Regions from separate parts of the Homo sapiens genome. Here region 1 is linked to region 2. Evidence: chromatin loops called from intact Hi-C (ENCODE). Cell type or tissue: heart left ventricle. All regions are shown on one strand. Links, peaks and the distances in the headings refer to the core of each region. The heading gives the core; the rest is flanking DNA. Region 1 holds the start of KCNMA1-AS1 (KCNMA1 antisense RNA 1). Region 2 has its middle 110 kb from the start of KCNMA1-AS1.

Region 1 (10,598 bases), core at 878-8,877, 110 kb before region 2:
TTTTTATATGTGAATAGGACCCAGGCACTGGTGGTTTTCAAAGCACCAGGGTAGTCAGTAGTCAGATGTATCCAGAACCACCGGCCAAACAAACCGAATCTTATGTGGATCCTTTAATGCCTGTAAATCAAAACCTAGACCTTGTAATTTCTGAGAGTGGACCCAGTCACGTTCCCTCATGTCCTCCCTGTGACGGAAGTGGCCAGCGTCTCCCTTCTGATTCCATGTATCTGCCTAGTGTAGGCACTGTGACAGAAGTGTGCTGTCTTTGCCCTTATTCCCAGCCCAACCCCACAGATGCATTTAAGAGATGCAGCCATAAGTCACAGAAACTGATAAACCTGTTACACAAACAATGGTGTCGCCCAGAAAGACTAAATAGTGGAAAAGGAGCCAAGGAAAGGGTCTGTCTCTGTTTTTTCTGAAACAGTGCTGCATACTTTCCCCATATTTTAGTTTGATCATGGACTGGGACCTATGTTAGACTAGGCTTTTTTTGAAAGGGAATTTTCATAGCTAGTGGCTCTTTATACCTATCATTTACTTATTGATGCACTTGATTAGGATAAAGACTTTAGATAATGGTAAGATTTGGTCCCATCAGTGTTCTTTGGTATGAGACCAATATGAGAATTCCAATGATTGGAAGGACAAAGACAGTCATTTTATACCCAGTGAAGCCATCCCGCAGTGCCCAGTGCCCTTCATATAATACAGGTAACATCTACCTGAAGCCACCTGGCCGCTGAAGCCAGCATTTCCAAGTGGATGCATTTGCTTTCACTTTCTGCATCAGGCCCCAGACCCCGGGAAGGTGGCTGTGAACTGATCAGAACTGCGAATCCTAGTTATTCAGCCTGCAGACCCCTGGCTCCTAGGGAAACACATTCTCTTGCACCCTTGCCATCTCTGAGGTCTGTAAATTGTGCTTTTCACAGGGTCCTTACCTCCTGAAAGAGTCTGTCACCATAGGACCTGGTGGGGTCCTCCTCCTTGCGGTGGTTTTCATTATCACTCAGACAGTTTTGACAACACGAGCCTATCACAGCGGTTACAGCTGAGCTGGGACTGAACATAATCACCATTTTGCAGAGAAGGGTTCATCTCCTCAGCTGAGCATACATCTGAGACCATCAAGCTTTACACTTTGACTTAAAGTGAGGGAGAAGCATAATCTCCTTAGAGCTTTCAAACCCCACTGCGACAGGTGGAAAACTGGAGAGACACCAGAGGAAAACCCCATTGTTACCTGATCCCTAAAAATCACACATATTGGGTGTAGTCTGTTAAACATGTTGACTTCTTCCACTGCCGTCCCTTGGCACATGGACCCTCCAACTTGGGAGACACCAAAACAAGCTTTGATGAAAAGACCCGTTTCCCTGCTGTCCCTTGATTTTCAGGCAAATAAAAAGGATGTTTCTCTCTGTTCTTTTGCTGTCTCCCAGGATGGTGGTTGTTATGGTGATCTGTTCTGCAAAGCTCTGAAAACATATAATATGCTTTGTTTTGGAATTTACCGGCTGAGAGATGCTCACCTCAGCACCCCCAGTCAGTGCACAAAGAGGTGAGTATTGGTTTCAACTCTGCCCTCCCACCTAATCACAGAAATATTAATATCCTTTCCTGTCCCCTACTGTAAAGGCAAAGGTCTGTATACATCTCCTCAACATGCAAATTACTCTGCCCATATTAAATCCAACACTGAGTTTGGAGGTGATGGGAAGCATTTTTCTATAATTACTAATAGTAGATGTAAAGACATTTTGGTAAGAATTCAAGTTTTGTATTAATAGAATAATTCCATCACCTAATTACAAAAGTCTGAATACACAAACATCTCTCCCAAACTCTAGCTACTAGGATAACATCTGTTGGTACCTAATATAGAGATATTTTACATTGCTAGTGTTTAAGATAAGTTTTTTTGTTTTTTTGTTTTTTGTTTGTTTGTTTTTTGAGATGGAGTGTTGCTCTGTTGCCCAGGCTGGAGTGCAGTGGCACAATCTTGGCTCACTGCAACCTCTGCCTCCTGGGTTCCAGTGATTCTCTTGCCTTAGCCTCCTGAGTAGCTGGGATTATAGGCACACACCACCACACCCAGCCAATTTTTGTGTTTTTAGTAGAGAGAAGGCTTGTTGGCCAGGCTGGTCTCGAACTCCTGACCTCAAGTGATCCACCCACCTCGGCCTCCCAAAGTGCTGGGCTTACAGGTGTGAGCCACCACACCCCGCCCTAAGATAAGTGGTTCTTCTGCCATATCTCAGAATCCCATATTTTTACTTCACATATTTTAAATTGACTCGCTTTTTAACTTTTATATATTTATTTTTGAGACAATTATATATTATCACCTTAAGCAGAGAAATAACAGTTTAGATGTGCCAATTATATTTTTCTCATATGCATTAAAATAAATTCATAGCAGGCAAAAATTAAAAGTACATCCTAGAATTACCAAGATCAGTGAGTTTGCATAATATACCCTAGGCAACAGTGCTGCAGAGACAAGCGTTTCTCATCCCTGCTTGCATAGTAGAATCACCTGGGGAGCTTTTAAAAAATATTCTGATTACTCTAACTTAACTGGTCTGGAAGGAAGAAAACATCATATATATATTTTAAATTATGTAAACATTTTATATATAATAACCAGGGATTATAGTGTATAGCCAGAATTGAGAACAATTGCTATAGACCAGTGGGTTCTCAAAATTTAGCCATCATGAGACTCACCTGCAGAGCTTGTTCAACCACAGATTGCTGGACCCCATCCTCAGCACTTCCAATTCAGTAGGTCTGGGTGGGATTGCTTAAGAACTTGCATTTCCTAGTTCCTAGGTGATGCTGACCTGTGTGGCCTAAGGACCACACTTGGTGACCACTGCTCTAAGTGAAACAGCGTGATTTTCTTAGTCACATCTGCTGTTGACCAAAGAAAGCTCCAACTAATTGTGAAGAACAACAAAGTAGTGCTGATAAGTAGGCAGGTTTCTTAGATTCTTCCATGTGGTGAATTCCAAATTCCAAATTCTCTCACCAAAGTAGATTTTAAAAGGTAAAGAGCGAGAATAGTCTAAGGAGACACTCTGTCATGGTAAACAAAGATCTTGTGATGTATATCTGGGATTGTCCGAAAATTATGAAATGAAAGTTGCATCACACTTCATGAAACCTCTTGCGGTTGGGCTACTTGAAAGTGACTTTGACCTTGTATAGAAAGGTACATGTAGACCACGAGAAGCGAAGTTTGGTTCTTCCATTACTGGCTCTAATTCCACATCTCTGCCTGGGCTCCTGGCTGGCCTCCTTTATTGAGTTAAACAGAGGAAGTTTCCATTTAACAAGAAAAAGAATGTTTAAGGCCTCAGACCAGCTAGGAGTGCATCTTCCAGATCCTCTGAAAGTCCTGAGTAACCAGGCCATTGCTTTTGGTTCAGAGAGAGTTGAATTCTTTACTCAGTTACTCTCAGGAGGTGACATCTCTGCTTTCCCTGTCCAGGTATGTCATCACCAACCCGCCCTATGAGTTTGAGCTCGTGCCGACGGACCTGATCTTCTGCTTAATGCAGTTTGACCACAATGCCGGCCAGTCCCGGGCCAGCCTGTCCCATTCCTCCCACTCGTCGCAGTCCTCCAGCAAGAAGAGCTCCTCTGTTCACTCCATCCCATCCACAGCAAACCGACAGAACCGGCCCAAGTCCAGGGAGTCCCGGGACAAACAGAAGTACGTGCAGGAAGAGCGGCTTTGATATGTGTATCCACCGCCACTGTGTGAAACTGTATCTGCCACTCATTTCCCCAGTTGGTGTTTCCAACAAAGTAACTTTCCCTGTTTTCCCCTGTAGTCCCCCCCTTTTTTTTTACACATATTTGCATATGTATGATAGTGTGCATGTGGTTGTCATTTTTATTTCACCACCATAAAACCCTTGAGCACAACAGCAAATAAGCAGACGGACCAAAAGTTATTTATGATTCTGGGGGAAAAATAACCCAAAGGCATGCTCCAGACATAAATAGCTCACTGCAGGAACGAGTTCACAGATTAGAAGGGAGCACTTGTGATCAACGTCAGTTAGGCAGAGCAAGTTTATTTAATGTAAAAGAAAAGTTGATTCTGATTTATCAGGATTATCAGGGTGCTTTGGGTTTTGATTTTGTTGTTGTTGTTGTTTTCCTTTCTTTCTTTTTTTATACACACAATAAGTTAGCACATGTTTATTTGAAACAAGCAACCAAACAGCAATGAAAACATATTGATTGTTTCCAGTCTCTGGGCCGAAGTATTGCGAAGCATTTGAAAAGCTTTCACGATTTGTGTAGATGATTATGAAGGACCTGCTTGTTGCAAGAGAACATCAGTGATTTTTTTAGTTACTCACCAAGGCCTTTTGTCCCAGAGCCAGTTCCCTCTGGGAGTTCTTATGAACATTTCTCACCTTAATATGGAGGAGAGAATAGTATTCCAATCATGGATGTATCAAATTCTAGTCATTTAGTTTAAGTGAAAAGAGGTTTGATTGCATATTAAATTGTTATTCTGTCTCCTTATGTTGCCATATGAATAGCTATTTTTTTTCTTTCACTTTTGACATTTGGGATGAAAAGCCATATGTATCATAAATATCAGATGTAAGTCATTAAAAACTGCCTTCCTGGGACTTTTACATCTTTTAAAAGGTGAATTACTTACCTTATGTACAGAATAAATAATGCTCAGGAAAGAGCAAGTATTTTTCCATGCATTCTCAGGGGATCTTTTTACTCCCCTTTGTTTGATTAGTTAGGGCCCCAATGCCAGGTAGGAGGAAGGGCTGGGGCAATGGTAGAGTGAGAGGAAGACAAACCCAGCTGCAGATCATGCTTTTCTAGGAGCCGACATGCTAAATAAATTAGAATGTAGGAGGATCAGCCACAGTTGACTCAACAAAGACAAAAGCCAGCCACCACCTTCAACTGTTGGCACAGCTGTGCGGTGCTGGCTGTCCCAATGCAGAAAGCTGGTGGGAAGGAATTCCTCATCATCACTTTCTTTAATGTAGCCAATTTAGGCAGGGTAATGACGGCAATAGAGAGCTGCTCCTTGTCATTATGAGACGTGGGATAAGAAGAGTGCAACAGTGAGCCAAACACATTTTGGTATAGTTATTTTTTTCTTCTTTTGTTTTCTTTCTTTTTTAACACTTAGTAAGCATGAGAGGAGAGGTAGAAAAATACCCTTTTTTCAACATATAGTTGTCAGATGCTTTGTGCATGCAAATCATGCTTTAGGCAGTGCGGTATTTCTTAAAAACTGGCCAATTCACCATAACCAATTTCCCTTATGGATGGACTAGGCTGGTATATACATATTTGAAAAGTTTTACTTCAAAGAATTCCATCGAATAGAATAGGGGTAAAAGGGAGGAGGAAAACATGTCACAGCTGTACCATCTCTAAAAAGGTGTTTTTATGGTGAATGTTTTGGATTTAGATTTTGGATCCCCCGTCCCCTCAAGCATGATAGTTTTGGATATTTGCTTGCTGTGTGAATTGACAAGCACTTTTACTGACAAATGGTGAGGCTCAGTCAGAACCTCCACCCTCCCCCACACCAAAGACAGGGGCAGCGTAGTATTCAAACCAGTATTGTGGTGGGGAATAATTGTATACATGTAAATTATCAAGCCCTATGAGTGGAAGAATTTTTTCAAATTATTTTTGTCCCTCTATATATTGATTTATATTATGTATAACTATCTCTTTATATAAACTATATATAATTATATATATATAACTATATAATTATATATATATAACTATATATATAACTATATATATGTATCCCCTAGTATTGGATCATGAAGAGCTCTTCATGCATTCTTTGCAAAGGAGGTTATAAAGTTACGCCCTCAGAACATTTATAACTATAAGAATGTGCCAGTTAAAGTGCTCAACAGGAAATATGACAGTTTAAAAGCATTGTAAAACTCACATAGCTTACTTCTCTCTCTAAAGTGCAACAAGGATGAATAGAATGGGCCAAGGTATGACAATTAATGGTTCTGCATGACCTAGCCACTGCTGGGGGTTTTCTTCTATAACGTTGTCCTTGTGAAAACTTTTGTGAAATTAAAAAAAAAGGAGTTACAAATTTTATTCTGTTATTGGTTTGTTTATTTTTATTTATATTGTTCTGTTTGTGGTTTTATTTATTTTGTTTTGCTTTTCCCCCCCTCCCCTTTCCCTCTCCTTTTCCCTTCCTTCTTCTCTTCCTTCCTTCTTCCACTTTCTAAATTGCTCAGCGCAATGAGGCTGTGCTGCTGCTATCGCTAGATTCCTTAGAGTTTGTTTTGGTGTTCTTGGGTGTGGGGTTGGGTAATTTGGGGGGAACTTCTCTCCATCTGGCTTGCCTTTTAATCTGCACGTGGCCTCCCTGCCCACCCTGGTACCTTGCTCCAAGTCCGAAAGCATTTTCCTATCAAGAAACCCAGCTTCCTTCACTTCCCCCATTGCCACCCCCCAATCCCAGTCCCCCCATCGGTCTGTTCACATCTCTGTGTTCATCTTGGCAAGACCTACTCAATCAAGTGATGATGCCAGTTGATAAACTTCCCTGGAAAACATTTACAGCTATTCCATTTGGCAAACTTGCTTCTCTGTCAATATTTCATCCTCCTTTAAACCAGGAGGGTTATTAATGGCAAAAGCATTGGTCTTCTTTATGCTTGATCAGTATGACTCAAATTAAAAGTGTTCTGCTGTGTATATCAACTCAGTAGCCCACACCCAGTTATCTGGGAGCTGATGGTTCAGTCACTGTATTACCCAAATCTTTCCTGCCAGCTGCCTTTCAGACATTTGTTAAATCCCAACCAGAGACCGGGCAGATAGAGAGAAGTAAATCCGAAGTGCGTTTTATATACAGTCTGTTAGCAACTCCAATGAGATGATATTGTGATGGGAATGGAATGGGAACAGACTATGATAAGAGATGGAATTTTGAGGTTTTCCTGGACTTTGGGCACACAGTCATGCCCCAGTGGTAGATAATTGAGAATTCACCATATTTGACTAATGATAAATTTGATGATGGAGAAGGATCATTACTACTTCAATTTTATTTGCCAAAATTACTATATTATACTTTCCTTAATAGAGTGAAGAGTCCCCTCCATTGTTTTCTATTTGACTCCAAACTTCCCCTTCCTCTTTCAGTAGAACATCTGCTTACTTAGGAAGTAGGCATACAAGTTTCTTATTATTATATCTCTTCCTGTTCACTGCCTCCCGCAAAAAAAAAAAAAAAAAAAACAAGGAAGTAAGGGTAGAAAGTGAGAGTTCTTTGAAAATAAAGTATATACATTTAAAAAGTTAGGAACTCTGTTATCTGCACCATTCTAGAAGAGAAGAAATTTGTAAGCCATTTAGTCCAACTTGCTTTGGGCTTTGAAAGGGGTGAACAATAAGTAGGCTGGTAAACCAGAAGGCACGGTGAAGCCTTCTCAGTCTCAACACTTGGGTGATCGTGGCATCATCAGTGTCCCTAAAGTCTGCTACCCAGGTTCTTCCCAAAGCCAGTTCAAATGGATGGAGAAAGCTGGACTCTTATACACACAGTTAAACTTCTGCCACAATTGGGAGAGGTTTCAAATTCTGTTCTGAATATTAAAGATTATGACCCAGAACCTTACCATCGGTGCTCAATAAATATTTGATATAAATTGACTTTACACATTTTTATACCTTTAACCATTTTCTATATTACCCTTGTCCTCTTGGTTTGATTTTTTTAAAAAAATATGAGTGCCTCTACATGCCTTATGATGCTGCTGTGTTGGTGGCACTTTCTCAAGCTGGTCACATGGCTTCTGAGAAAGGGGAATAGCCCTGTAAGCTCAATGAGTAGAGACACTGAGTATGCCTCTTGGCAGCATCATCAAGATCCCAGATGACCAGAAAAAGCTTTTGTCTGGCTCTTCTGCAGCATGGGAAAAGCCTAAAGGTGTCTGCATCCCAATAGAGACAATTAAATCAACCTGCCAGGTTCCTATAGCAACAGGCTCCTTGAAGGAGAAAGAGGAGAGTACAGAAACTCCAGGGCCTGTGGAAGTCAAGACAGGGTAAAAATCAATTTCTCAATCAGCTTCTTTCAGCCCATCCCTGCTTTGTCACAATATGATAAAGAAGTAGCTGTGGGCACCTGTCACTACACTGGCTGACTGTCTCCCATGCAAGATTGCATGCCCATTGCAACCATTGGAGGTGAGAGGGATTATCCGAAAGGGATTAGTGAAGAATCTGTCCTCAGGGTGTTGGCTGGACCAAGGGCCACAGAGGAGGGCTGGGAGAGCAGTTTGCTCAAAGAATGGCAGCATCAGACTTTCAGTTAAAAGAGACAGAGTCATGGTAGCCAATTGCAAAGAAGTGAGAAGGTTTTTCATAAACGGTAATTGCTTTTGTTCTGGTACAAATAATTTGTATCTCTATGAAATAAGCATACTTTGCTCACAGAGAGGAGAGGAGGTAGTATGTGTGGGTGGGGACGGAGGAGGCATCAGGGTTTGCTGGGCAGAGGAAGTGTGCCAGGCTGCCTATCACAAGCGCGGGACAGGAAACCACACAGCATTACCCTTGAAGGTCGAAGCTCCTTGTTAGCCCTTACTGTTCTCCACGGTTGTCTCTCTCCAAACAGCATCTTTTCTTTTTGAGCCTTTTCTCTCTCAACCTCAGCTTGTGGTGTAGTGAGAAGAGGGCCAATTATTCCAAATGCTTTTGCTGTATCATTGTCTCCCCTTTTCTGCGATCTTCTCAAGGGAGTACTGTGAAAAGGCTAAATCCCATGGCACTGACAACCCACAGAGCCAACAGAGAAGCTCAATTATCACAGTGCAGCCTGTTTCTTCCTCTGCTGGTGGCAGCTCAGTCAGCCCAGCTCTGGGGCCCTTCCCTGCAAGAGCCCATTCCTCCAGGGTGACCTGCAGCCCTGTGGCTGGAGGAGGTTTTGACCCTTATTTTAAACCCTGTGATCTCAGTGATGAAACTAGAAATGCAAGAAACAGATGGCTCTCAGATGGGATAGGATGCCTGGTGAGTCAAAGCCAGTATTTCAGAGGCACAGAGTCACCCTGGGAGGGGAAAAACCCTAAGCTCCCCAGAAATAACACCAGGTTACCTCTTCCTCTCCTTTACCTTCCAAATGAAGATGACCAACCAAATCCCCCTCTGTCACCTCTGCTGCCACAATCCATGTTCTTCAGGATACACCCCGATATACACACCCCTGTTCTCTACCCCCAGAATCTCTGCTGAAGGGCATCATTTGTCATCACATTCAAGAGGTACGACCCATGCTTACATCATCCTTTAGTACTGATAGTACTCAGGCTAGTACTAAACTTACTCTAAAAGCTAACGCTTCAGCAATTGCCTTGGGCCAGGCATTCTCATGAGCACTCTTTAGTTACCTATACAAACTCAATCCTCACAACAGCTTCAGATGGAGATGCTGTGTCTCCATTTGAAAGACACAGAATCTGAGAGACACTAGAGTCTGTGAAGTTAGCCACTGTGATATAATGCCCGCTGATATTATTCCAAATACTCATAACCTTAACAACTCACATTTACTTACCATGTATCTGGACCTGTGTAAGTGCTTCAAGGGTACTGGCTTCATTTATCTAAACAACACTATTAGGAAGTTTGTATCATCAGCCCTATTTTACAGAAAAGGAATGAAGCTAAGATAAATTTGCTAATAACTTGTTCAGAGCCATGCAACTAGTACGTGAGCTAGATCTGCTTAACTTTCACCTCCTGCCCTGCGCTGTCTCCTTAGCCCGCATCTCCTTGCTTCTTCATGGTGGACAGCTCATAGCATAGCTGGTCTTGATAGGTGACATCTGCCAATGGCAGTGGCAATTGCTCTACCAGCATCTCTCTGCAGTTGTTTTCCAGAGTTTTATCTTGTCCCACTAGCCCCCTCCCAGCCACAGACTGAAATGACTCTTCTTTCCTAACTCCACGAACTCCTGACATGTCACACATTGTACTCAGAGCACTGACAACAGGCATCTCATCCTTAAGAAGCTTATTAAGAAATAAGGCTATTTTTCTCTGGCAGCGAGGAAGCCCTCCCACCCCGATCAATTGCCCTTCTCATCTTAGAGATGAAAATAAAGCCCCTGGAAATCTTTCTGGTATGTGAGATGAAACAGGGAGTGGAGATAAAGTCAGGGATTTGGATTTATCCTTGTCATGGCAGCATTCATTAGAGCTGCTTCCCTGAGTCCTCTTCCTCGTGGTCAATTTTGTAGCCACCCATTGGCATTGTTTCTTCTTCAGAAGGCAAGATTCAATACATCAAATTATCATTGTCCTACTTGCAGCACTCTCCATGGATGCTGAATGGCTGGCGATCATTGAAATGTGTGTTCCTTGGAAGCATGTTGGGAGAATCTGTTCGTAAAATACCTTTGCACCAGACATTTTAGTAAAACGCCCAGAGCATTCATACAGTTCCGTTTCCTGAACATCCTACATAACCAAGTCTCCAAAAACACACACATTTATATCTTAGGAGGCACCCAAATTAAACAGCTGTTTCTCAGGCA
Region 2 (10,598 bases), core at 1,686-9,685:
CCTGGGTGATATGCATGACTTGGAAAAAGAAGAAAAGTATTTCATGTAATACCATAGGGCACCTTTAGCTCAGCCTTTCTTCCTGAAATAAAAATACAACCGAGGTTTTCAAGTTAGTTGGTGGATGGATCACCCTGTTCTCCCTCATCATTCTCCTATGATTCAACAAACATTAGAGAGAAATTTTTCTGCTTAAGTTCCTTCCTACAACAGAAGTAAATATCTTACTTTTATAAAAATACATTTCTTAAAGATAAAATACAATTCTACAATGCTGTTTCAGATAGATTTGCCATAAGTCAGATATCCTCGTTCAAATAATGGACTATGAACATCATCCATCTTGGGGAGTCAAGAAGTACAGAACTTGGTCTTATTAAGGTGCTCTGTTATGAGGCCCTGTCACTGATACAATGAATTGTTTTTCAACAGTGCTGTGGCTGCCACCATAAGTCTTCAGCTTGAATGAAAAGGCAATTAAGAAAGGAACTTGGAACAAGAAACCCAAACTAAATACTCTTCTTTTTCCAGTTCTAACATAATTAAAATGGTGTATAACTGCCAGCTGGCTAAAACTAAATAAAAATGTGCAATTAAGGGACACCAGTGAGACCAGCTATATCTCAAAAAACTCTCTTTCCTGCTAGTGCCACTTCATTCTTACTTTTCTTTCTTGCAGGAGTTTCTGCTAAGCTGTAGTAAACCCTGCAAGTGGGCAATGGAAAGGTTGTATTTCCTGATTTCCCATTTCACAACCCTCAACTACTCTAGAGGTGGTTGGCCCTGAGGGATTTCATGTACTTCCTGCTGCTTTGCACAGAGCCACAGAGCCCATTAGTCTGAAAGTGTTCAAAACCCGTAGCCCATGTTACCTTCTGATGTAACCATGATAAGAAAGCCTTAGTCTTCCAAGAAAGCAAAAAATCATACTCCATCAAGGACTGTAATAGCAATATATCATTGCATTAAAAAATACTATAAAACTTAGTGACTTAAAGAAGATTATATATAATTATTATCTCATTTTGCGTCAGGAATCTGGTCATGGCCTAGCTGGACCATTGACTTGAGGGTCTCTCACAAGGCTGCCATCAAGGTTCAACTGAAGTAAGATTTGCTTCCCAGCTCATGCAGCTGTTGTTCTCAAACTTTAGTGCCTGGGGTCCAGTTGCACTAAGGGCCTCAGATTCTTGCTGGCTGCTGGCTGGAGGCCACCCTCATTTCCTTGCCATGTGGCCTCTTTAACACAGCAGCTTCTTTCATCAAGACCAACAAGACAGAGAGTCTTGCTTGCAATCTTTCATAACCTAATCATAGAATTGACATCACGTCACCTTATATATGCTCGTGATTTGAAGTAAGTTACTAGTTCAGTCAGCCAATGGCACTCGAGGGGAGCAGATTACACAAGGATGTGAACACCAGGAGGTAGGGATTATTGAAAGTTGTCTTAGAAGGCATGTACCACAAGAACAAATACTGTTCCAAGATGTGACCATCCCCAAATGATAGAGGCCAAGATCTAATTAATTAGATTAGCCTCCTGCCCAATTTTTACAGCAATATTAACATTCTAGGAAAAATACCCTCTTCAGTTACAGGTGCCCTCCTCCCACTTCCAATATGACCTACACATGTGTGATCATCACAGATACTACTTGGAAATAGAATCTTTTCTTTTATAGTAGTTAAGCCTAGAATGCTGCATTATTTCTCACATAATTTACAAGGGTAACTCTTACAGTTTAGTTGCTGTTGATGTGACCTACACATACACAACTGTTTTAAATTTACCAATAAATCCTTGTGGCAACCTGGGCAAGTTACTTTTCTGTTTTGGATGTAAATTTCCTTTTCTGAATGGTATTCCCTAGGTTGTCTTCCAGGGTTTTTATAGTTTTGGGTTTTACATTAAAGTCTTTAATCCATCTTGAGTTAATTTTTGTATATGGTGTAAGGAAGGGATCTACTTTCAATCTTCTGCATATGGCTAGCAAGTTGTCTCAGCACCATTTATTGAATAGGGAATCCTTTCCCCATTGTTTGTTTTTTTCAGGTTTGTTGACAATCAGATAGTTGTAGGTGTTCAGTCTTATTTCTGGGTTTTCTGTTCTATTCCATTGGTCTACATGTCTGTTTTTGTACCAGTACCATGCTGTTTTGGTTACTGTAGTGCTGTAGTATAGTTTTAAGTTGGGTAGCATGATGCCTCCAGCTTTGTTCTTTTTGCTTAGGATTGTCTTGGCTATTCAGACTCTTTTTTGGTTCCATATGAATTTTAAAATAGTTTTTTCTAGTTCTGTGAAGAAAGTCAGTGGTAGTTTAACAGGAATAGCACTGAATCTATAAATTGCTTTGGGCATTACGGCCATTTTAATGATACTGATTCTTCCTATCCATGAGCATGGAATGTTTTTCCATTTGCTTGTGTCATCTCTGATTTCTTTGAGCAATGCTTTGTAGTTCTCCTTGTAGAGATCTTTACCTCCCTAGTTAGCTGTATTCCTAGGCATTTTATTATCTCTGTGGCCATTGTGAATGGGAGTTTGTTCATGATTTGGCTCTCTGCTTGAGCGTTGTTTGTGCATACAAATGCTAGTGATTTTTGCACATTGGCTTTTTATGCTGAGACTTTGCTGTCCTTGCTTATCAGCTTAAGAAGCTTTGGGGCTGAAACAATAGGGTCAGTTTGTAACAGGGAGCTGTGTGTCAAAAATTACTACACAATAAATATCACAGGGAACTTTGTATGTCATACTGAATCCTGATATTTTAGAGCATTTTAAAAATATAACTCCAACAGGGTTCTTTTTGAACTTTCTTTGGTTGAACACCATAAAATGTATTTCTTTTGCATTTAGTGGCCATGATGTATAAAAATGTGTATCTTTAAACATTTTATGACAGGTCTCAGGAACCGAGTGGAACTGAATAGAAACAGACTCATCTGCCCTATCTTGTGCTTCTTCCAGGACATACACTCACGCCTATGCTGCCTTTTTGAAAAGTACAAGGTCCTTAAAGACATTCACACTGTTGGACCTAGTACAGCTACAAGTTGGAAATTATCATAGGAAAACAACCAGAGATATACAGGGATGTATACTCCAGTGTTATTTTTAATAGCAAAATTCAAAGCAATTAAAATGTAAAATAGTTGCAAAAAGGTTAAGTAAGCACTTTAGGTATATATATATATAATTAAATTGTCTGCAGCTTTAAAACTCTTGCTTATTGGTAGTAAAATGTTACCATGCCCATTTTACCAGTGAGGAAGCTAAAATCAGAGAAATTCAGTTCCTTGTACAATGTTAAAGTGTCATAACCTCTAAGCTGGAAAATTAACCTCTGGTCATTTAGTCCAACTCTAATTTAATGTGAAAGCCTTCTCCATATTGCCCTAAGTCATCTTCCAATATGCCTGCTACTTCCAGTGGACGGTGTGATAGACAGAATAAGGGACCCCAAAGATATCTTCATCCTAATCCTGGGGAGCAGTAAATATGTTATTTTACATGGCAAAGATGAATTAACTCTGCAGATGAGATTAAGGTTGCTAATCAACCGATCTTAAAAGAGAGATTTTCTTGGATTATCTGCATGGACCCAGTGTAATCATAGGGGCCCTTAAAAGTGAAAAGAAGAAGCTGGAGGCCGGAGGAAATTGTGACTATGGGAAAACGGGTGATTGCAGGCTACTTATGGAAGCTGGAAAAGGTGAGGGAACAATATCCTGTAGAGCCTCCGAAGGAATGCAACCCTTCTGATTTTCCCCCAGTCAGGCCCATTTTGAACGTCTGACCTCCAGGCATGTAAAATAATACATTTGCATTAATCCACTAAGTTTGTGGCAATTTTTTAGAGCACCAATAGGAAACTAATACCCAGGTAGCTCTTCACTTCCCCAAATGGCTTCCACATTCCAGATCTTGCAAGGCAATGTAGAAGATTGAACTAAATATTTATTGACTAGGATAAACCTGAAAGATACACTTTGGAATGAAAAATAGAATTCATAATACTCCTCTGATGTCTCACTCAAATCTGAATGCAAAAGCACATTTCAGTCCATGGAAATTATGTGCTATAACAGATCTCACCACGTTATCTTGCAATTACATTCCACATTGGTTGCAGAGGCTACCTCCCAAATGTGGTGGTACATGGTATATTGAGATCCTCTGGTTTCTTAAGAATTCTTAGACATAGATATGGCGATTAATTAAATGTCTCATTCAGTGAACAGATTGTAATAATTGATGAAATTGAAGGCTTATTTAAATGCTATTCAGAATCTATATCCTGGACATTTTCAGTAGGGATTTAATAAAGAGTGTTTTACAATTTACCAGACTTGAATTGTTAGAGAGAAAATAAAAGAGTCATCACCTTATATATTAATCATTAGATTTCATAGTTGATCATAGTTATTTTATTTATTACCATTATCTGCATAAAATACAGTATTCAAATGCATATAGACAGTCACATGTATTCAGGGGCTTGTAACCTAGGAAAAGGAAGCTCGGTTTCTCTGTGTGCCCTTTGTTTACTTTCATGAACCCAAAGATGCATTTCTAATTATGTGGGGACATCACCCAATAATGCAACTGCTGTTAAAAGGTCACAAATTAAATGGCAAAACCGAAGGCAACATGGAGTTTTTTGACAGCAATCTTAGAGCTTGGAGAATTCATAAACCAAGTAAACCTTCTGACATAACTATAAAATGTGGTATAAACCCTAGAAAAAAATGGTCATCTTGAAAGGGTAACAGCACTTTTATGAGAATTCCAACCGCACCATGGCAACATCAACCCGTCAAAGCAAATGAAGGGTAGTAAAAGTAAAATTAAACATGATGAAGGGGACACCAGCTTGCTAACAGCTTTCCAAGCAGTAAAGCTTTCAAATGTTATCTCTTCATTGGTCTGTTCAATCACACATGCCTGCTACCAAGCTTTATCATATTATGTATCTTTCTCATCACTGCAGCCTGCCACAGCTTTGATGGACTTGTCTGTGTATTCACAAAGGAGGGGAAGAGAGCGCTCCCCTTCCCCCACTGCACCCCTCCTCGTGCGCCCTCATTCCTCTTCTGTAATTCTTCTCTCCCACCGTCCTCTCTTGCCCTTGTTCTGATGTCCAACATGAGTCTCTCTGGCATCCACAAAGGTTGTTGTGCAGCTCTGAGCTTTGGGGACTAAATATAGATCAAAGCCCCATCCTATATGCAGTCATCCAAGAAACAGGTTCCAAAGTGTGTCTGACTTTCTCCTCTCTTTCTGCTTTCAGAAATCATCATCCTTTCTTCCTCATGGTTCTTTTTCCTCCTTATAATCCCTCTTCCTTACCCGTTCTACAACCTCCTACCGGGAAAATTGTGAGGGCATTTTCATGTGTTAACTAACAGACTCGCTAATCCCCTGGTCTGAATACCTTTCCCTGTTTTCAGGGACCCAGAAATCTCAAGGTTACGTTTATTCCCTGACCTACTCCACCACCAGGGAGTCAGGACAAAATTCTGGCCCTTTCTTTCAGTGCTGTAAACCTCTCTTAACTCTATTTCCCAGTTCGAAACAAATAAGGTTCCCATTCATTGTGCATGTGGTGTTTGCATATGCCAAATTCCTCAGCCTTTAGACCATGAGTTATTCAACTGTATGAGAAGGAAAAAAGAAACACAAATGACTAAACAGCCAACTTAGGCCTCCCATTGCCCACACAGTGATGAGGATATACGAGAAAAAATAAAAAGCCCGGATGCCACGCTGTGCTGCTTACAATTAGTCAATAGGGGGTGGAAAGGGAAAGGAGAAACCAAGAAAAGAAAGGCGAAGTTGCTGCAGCCAAGTGTCTCATAAAATTGCCATGTTTTAGCCTGAGTTTATTGTCTGTTAGTGTTGGTAATTGAATTGCTTTCTCCACTGTGAGCTAGTATGGGAACCCACCTCCCTTTTCTATGATCAACATTGAAGTGTGTTCCCAGTTAAATCAGCCTCTTTGATTCATTCATCCATTCAACAAACACGGAGCCTCCACTGTTTGCAGAGTGGGACTCAGAATGCATTTGAAGTCTGAGAAAGGGCAGCAAAGAACCTATGTATGGGCACTTAGAGATTCCTACCAGCACATTGAGGGCTCCACAATAATACTTGACAAACTTCTCTGCATGTCTGCCTCATGAGTCCAGTCTCAGGTATATGGTTGTCCTAGCTGTAGCCTCCAGCTGGGAACCCAGGTGTCTGTTTTTGCTATTTTTCCATCTCTAATTCTGTCGCTAAAGAATCACTGTATAGTTCCTCACCTCCTATCTACAGTTGCACAGGTATTTATTTGGGGGATATACTAAAAATATAAATGAGATTATGGTTCCAAAAAGAACCATGTCACTGTGTGTATGCATAAACACACACGCATGTGCATGCTCACACATGCGCGCACATACACACACATTACTTTAGTTGTATTATTCTTTACTTCAGTTGATCCTAATATAATTAAAGCAATCAATATCTCTTCCCAAAGTGTAAGAATTTGGTTATGTGGTGCGGTTTACAATATCAAAGGCAACACATTGTACTTCTTGGATGGTTTTAATATAAAGAAGGCTGAATTACAGAAATTTAGGGTAGAGAGCAGGATTGAGGTCTCAATAAGTAGGGGGTTGTTATTGTAATCACAGCCTTTCACCAACTTGCTCTGAGACCTTGGACTAGTCACTTTTATTTTAAAATACAAACATACATATAAATAAAATTATAAATAGATTTCTATCTATAACTTTAACACCAACTATATGTGAAAACCGGAAGTATTAGTTTGCTAAGGCTACCATAACAAAATATTACAGACTGCGTGGCTTAAACAACAGACAGGTATTTTCTCCCAGTTCTGGAGGCTGAAAGTCCACCATCAAGGTATCTTTGGGTTTGATTTCTTCTGAGGCTCCTCTCCTTGGCTTGTTGATGGCCATGATGATGGCCGTCTTTTCTCTGTACGCGCATATCTTGGATATCTCTTCTTCTTGGCTTTAGTTTAACTTGAATACCTCTTTGAAGACCTTATCTTCAAATACAGTTCTATTCTGAAGTACTGGGATTAGGACTTTAACATATGAATTTCAGATGGACACAGTTCAGCCCATAACATTAGGTGCTAGGGCTACAAACTAAATGGGGCAAAAGGCAGTCCTTGAGACAGAAATAAAGTTAATTATACTGCAGCATAAGAAGTGCAGCAATAGAGGCAGCCACTGACTGGGTAGAGTGAGGGTACAGAAGCAAAATCAGCAAGTCAGCTTGACAGGGTCAAAGAAAATATCAAAAGGGAGACAGTATTTGCCCTGGGTCTTGCTGTCATAGTAGGAATTTTCCAGGAGAAGACTGAGAAAATGGAAGGGAAAACATGAGGAAGTGGCAGGGCATTTTATAAGGGTAGATATTTAAGGTCAACCCAGTGGCCTGTGTAGGCCAGTGCTATCTCACAGTAAGAACCTAGTGTGCTACTTGGGAGGAGAGAAATGTGTCCCAGACATCCTCAGCCAGTTAGACCCCTAACTGTTCTAAATCTCACTTGAGCCTATTTGAGCCATGGTGAATTTTGTAGGTCTTTACTCTGTGTGCAGTGCTGTCCGAGGGTCCCTGGAGGATAAAAGAGGCATGAAACCTGTCTCTTCACAATCTAGATAGGAAGATCAAATAGTTGAAATAACTGGAATAACATTACAAATCAACAAATGGATAATTCCCAAAACTACTCACTTCCTCTCCTTAAGGTATATGTTTTCTCCTGGCTAAAAAGAGGAATTTTAGACTGAATCTTCCCTAGGCTCTGCTAAAGGATCAAATGGGCTATGACAGGGTTTCTCGAACTTGAGTAATAGCCCCCCACAAAAAAATTCACAGATCTTCCCCATGTTGGCTTAAATTATTGACATTACTTAAGAGCATAGACTCAGGAGCCACACTGCCTGGGTTTGAATGTCATATCTGCCACTTACTAGTTCTAAGACATTGGTTAAATCATTAAACCTCTCTTTGCCTCTGTCTTCTCATCTGTAAAATGGGGATAATAACAATACTTATATTCATAGTATTGTTATGAAAATTAAATGTGTTAATATTTGCAAGGCACTAAAAAATGTTCCTGGTATGTTATAGGTGTTATATATGTGTTAAATACAATTTTCTATAAATGTATGAGGTAAAACTAGGAATGAAATCTTTATGCATATAGCTTTTGGGTGTAAAAACAATTGGAAAACTACTCAGCTATAAGGCAAAATAATTTGAAAATTAAGACAAAACTAGGAAGCAAGTAAAATTGAAGTTTACAGTGTTAATTCAATGTGACGAATCATGCTTTTGTTTAAACAAAATCATAGAAGTTGTCGTTAATTACATAAAGATTTAGACTCAGATCTAGTTCTACAGTGAATTTGCTTCTGTATTTTGACTCTAGTAATAATAATGCAGAGGAAGTCTCTGTGCATGCATAGTAAGCTTTTCAGAATGCTATGAATACTTTTAAGACTTTGTTTGCTAATTCAGAATAATCAGACCTCATTCTTTATCAGCACTCAATTAGTGAGCAGTCCTGGAATGCCAATTTTAATTAAATGTCATCATTACATTATTAGCCCCTGCATGAAATTGTTCTCTAAATCACAAAGTTGCTCAAGTCAGAAATTTGGAGGCCATTCCTGATTTCAACCTCTTTATTCTAATCCTTGAACTGAGCAAATCTTGACAAGTATTTTTTGACTCTGTCTTTTTCTTACCTACCTTGACACCAAAGGTGGCAACCATTTCTCTGGGTTTCTGCCAAGCCTCCTAACTACTCTCCCCCTCCACTCTCATGCTCCCAATTTTTCTCCTTAAAGAAGTTTACAGAAACTTTAAAAATATAAATATTATCCTATCTCTGCTGACCAAACTAAACTCTGATCAGCTCCAGGGCCTAGCATTGAAGGCAATGTACCACCTCTCCAACCTGTCTGAAGCCATCCCCCCTCATACACTACCCCAGCCATGCTGGCTTGCATTAATTTCCTTCCCAGGTAGTCAAGAATTTGCAGGCCTTGCAGCCTTTGCCCATGATCCATGATCCTTCTCTCTGTGGAATGTTCATTCCACATGGCTGGGTTTTTCTCTTCCTTCAGATGTCTGTGTAAAAGCTATGTCCTCAGAGAGGCCTTCACAAGCCTTTCTAATGACATTATTCCTGATCCCAGTTCATTATTCTCTATCACATGGTATTCATTTCCTTTATAGCATGTGTCACAAATTATAACCATAGTGATAGGGACAGGAGACAGGGAAATTCTGGGCAGATGAAGGAGGGTCCCTGGCCAGGATCCCACCCTCAAGCCAAAAGGCCTAATACCACCGTCCAAAGTGAGAACTTGCATCCTTGTTTTTACACTCAAATGTTGCCTTTTCCAAAACCACCCATGACCCCACTCTGCCCCACCCCCCATCCTGTGCCCATAAAAGCCCCAGGCTCAGCCAGTGGAGAGAGTAGAAGCAGCTGGACATTGGAAACTATGGTTTGATGTCAGAGAGAAGTGGCTTGAATTCAGAGGGACAGCTTGATGGCATAACTTCTGAGAGGAGTCTGGCCAGGAATGGCCAAACTCCAGGGGAAGATTACCTTCCCGCTCTGCCCTCTTTTCATTTCCCCTTCCCACCAAGAGCCGCTTTCATCAGTTATAAAATCACCTTCATTCACCACCTTCAATTTGTTCATGTTACTTCATTCCTCTTGGAGACTGGCCAAGAACTTGGATGCCATGAGTGTCAGAGCAAAAAGCTGTCACACTGACCCTCCACTGAGCTGTTAACACTTAAGCCATCTGCAGACAGCAAAGCTAAAAGGGCACTGTAACACTTCCTCTGGGCTTCGGGTGTTGCGAGCACCCTCCCCTAGATGCTGCTGAGGGGCTGGTACAGAGTATGCCCTTGCCAGTGCCCAAAAGCACTCACACCAGCTCCTGCACTTGCTTATCTGTGCTCCACCTCCCACAAGGGGTGGAGCAGTGAGTAAGTGAAGCTTGCCCCTGCCAGCACCCATGAACTCCAGTTCCTGCCCTTGAAGGGTCAGGAAAATATGCTGCTTTGATAGGCTTATTTATTTGCTTATTTACTTTTCATTCCCTTTGTGAAAATGTCGGCAAACTAAGCCCAGGCATCAAGGCAGATTCATGTACCTATGAGTACCCAATACATGGCACAATATCTGGCACATAGTAGGCACTTTAAAATATTTGATGAATAAATGTTTACTCTAAATCCATTATTGGTGGAATTCAGATCAGAAGAGTTCATCACATATTTACGACTACATTAACTCCAAAATGTACTTCTTCAAGTGGTCCATATAGATAGGGTTTTGGTAATACATCTTTTTGAAATGTGAATACAGAATCTTGGGCCATGGTGCCAGTTTTTTGTTTTTGACACATTGTATTAGTTTTATATGGTTGCTGTATCAAATCACCACAAATTTAGCAGGTTACAACAACCCAACTTTATTCTTCTACAGTTCTGTCATTCATAAATCTGACATGGATCTCATTGAGGTAAAATCAAGATGTC

The links. Hi-C counts contacts between places; a loop is a spot of excess contacts. Peaks named below come from ENCODE experiments on the same cell type or tissue, not always from the same donor. Only the 100,000 strongest peaks of a DNase experiment are listed, where the experiment ranks them.
Region 1: a loop joins it to region 2, with 4 times the contacts of the local background. A loop is called at or near these places in 10 of 110 quality-filtered maps.

What each region holds. Positions count from the first base shown.
Region 1 is chr10:76,880,420-76,891,017 of GRCh38, reverse strand. It overlaps KCNMA1 (potassium calcium-activated channel subfamily M alpha 1), which reads left to right. Exons shown (of 28, transcript NM_001161352.2): 27 at 1,449-1,567; 28 at 3,503-6,136. The coding sequence ends at 3,752. KCNMA1-AS1 (KCNMA1 antisense RNA 1) reads right to left here and starts at 2,974. Exons shown (of 4, transcript NR_120655.1): 1 at 2,737-2,974. In heart left ventricle, for the core only: no CTCF peak of the experiment used is centred there; a DNase peak (open chromatin) is centred at 4,977; H3K27ac peaks cover 266 bases.
Region 2 is chr10:76,774,464-76,785,061 of GRCh38, reverse strand. No RefSeq gene overlaps it. Among named protein-coding and RNA genes, the nearest start is that of KCNMA1-AS1, 110 kb to the left of the region's middle. RefSeq lists an enhancer at 5,097-5,989. In heart left ventricle, for the core only: a CTCF peak has its summit at 5,793; no DNase peak of the experiment used is centred there; H3K27ac peaks cover 732 bases.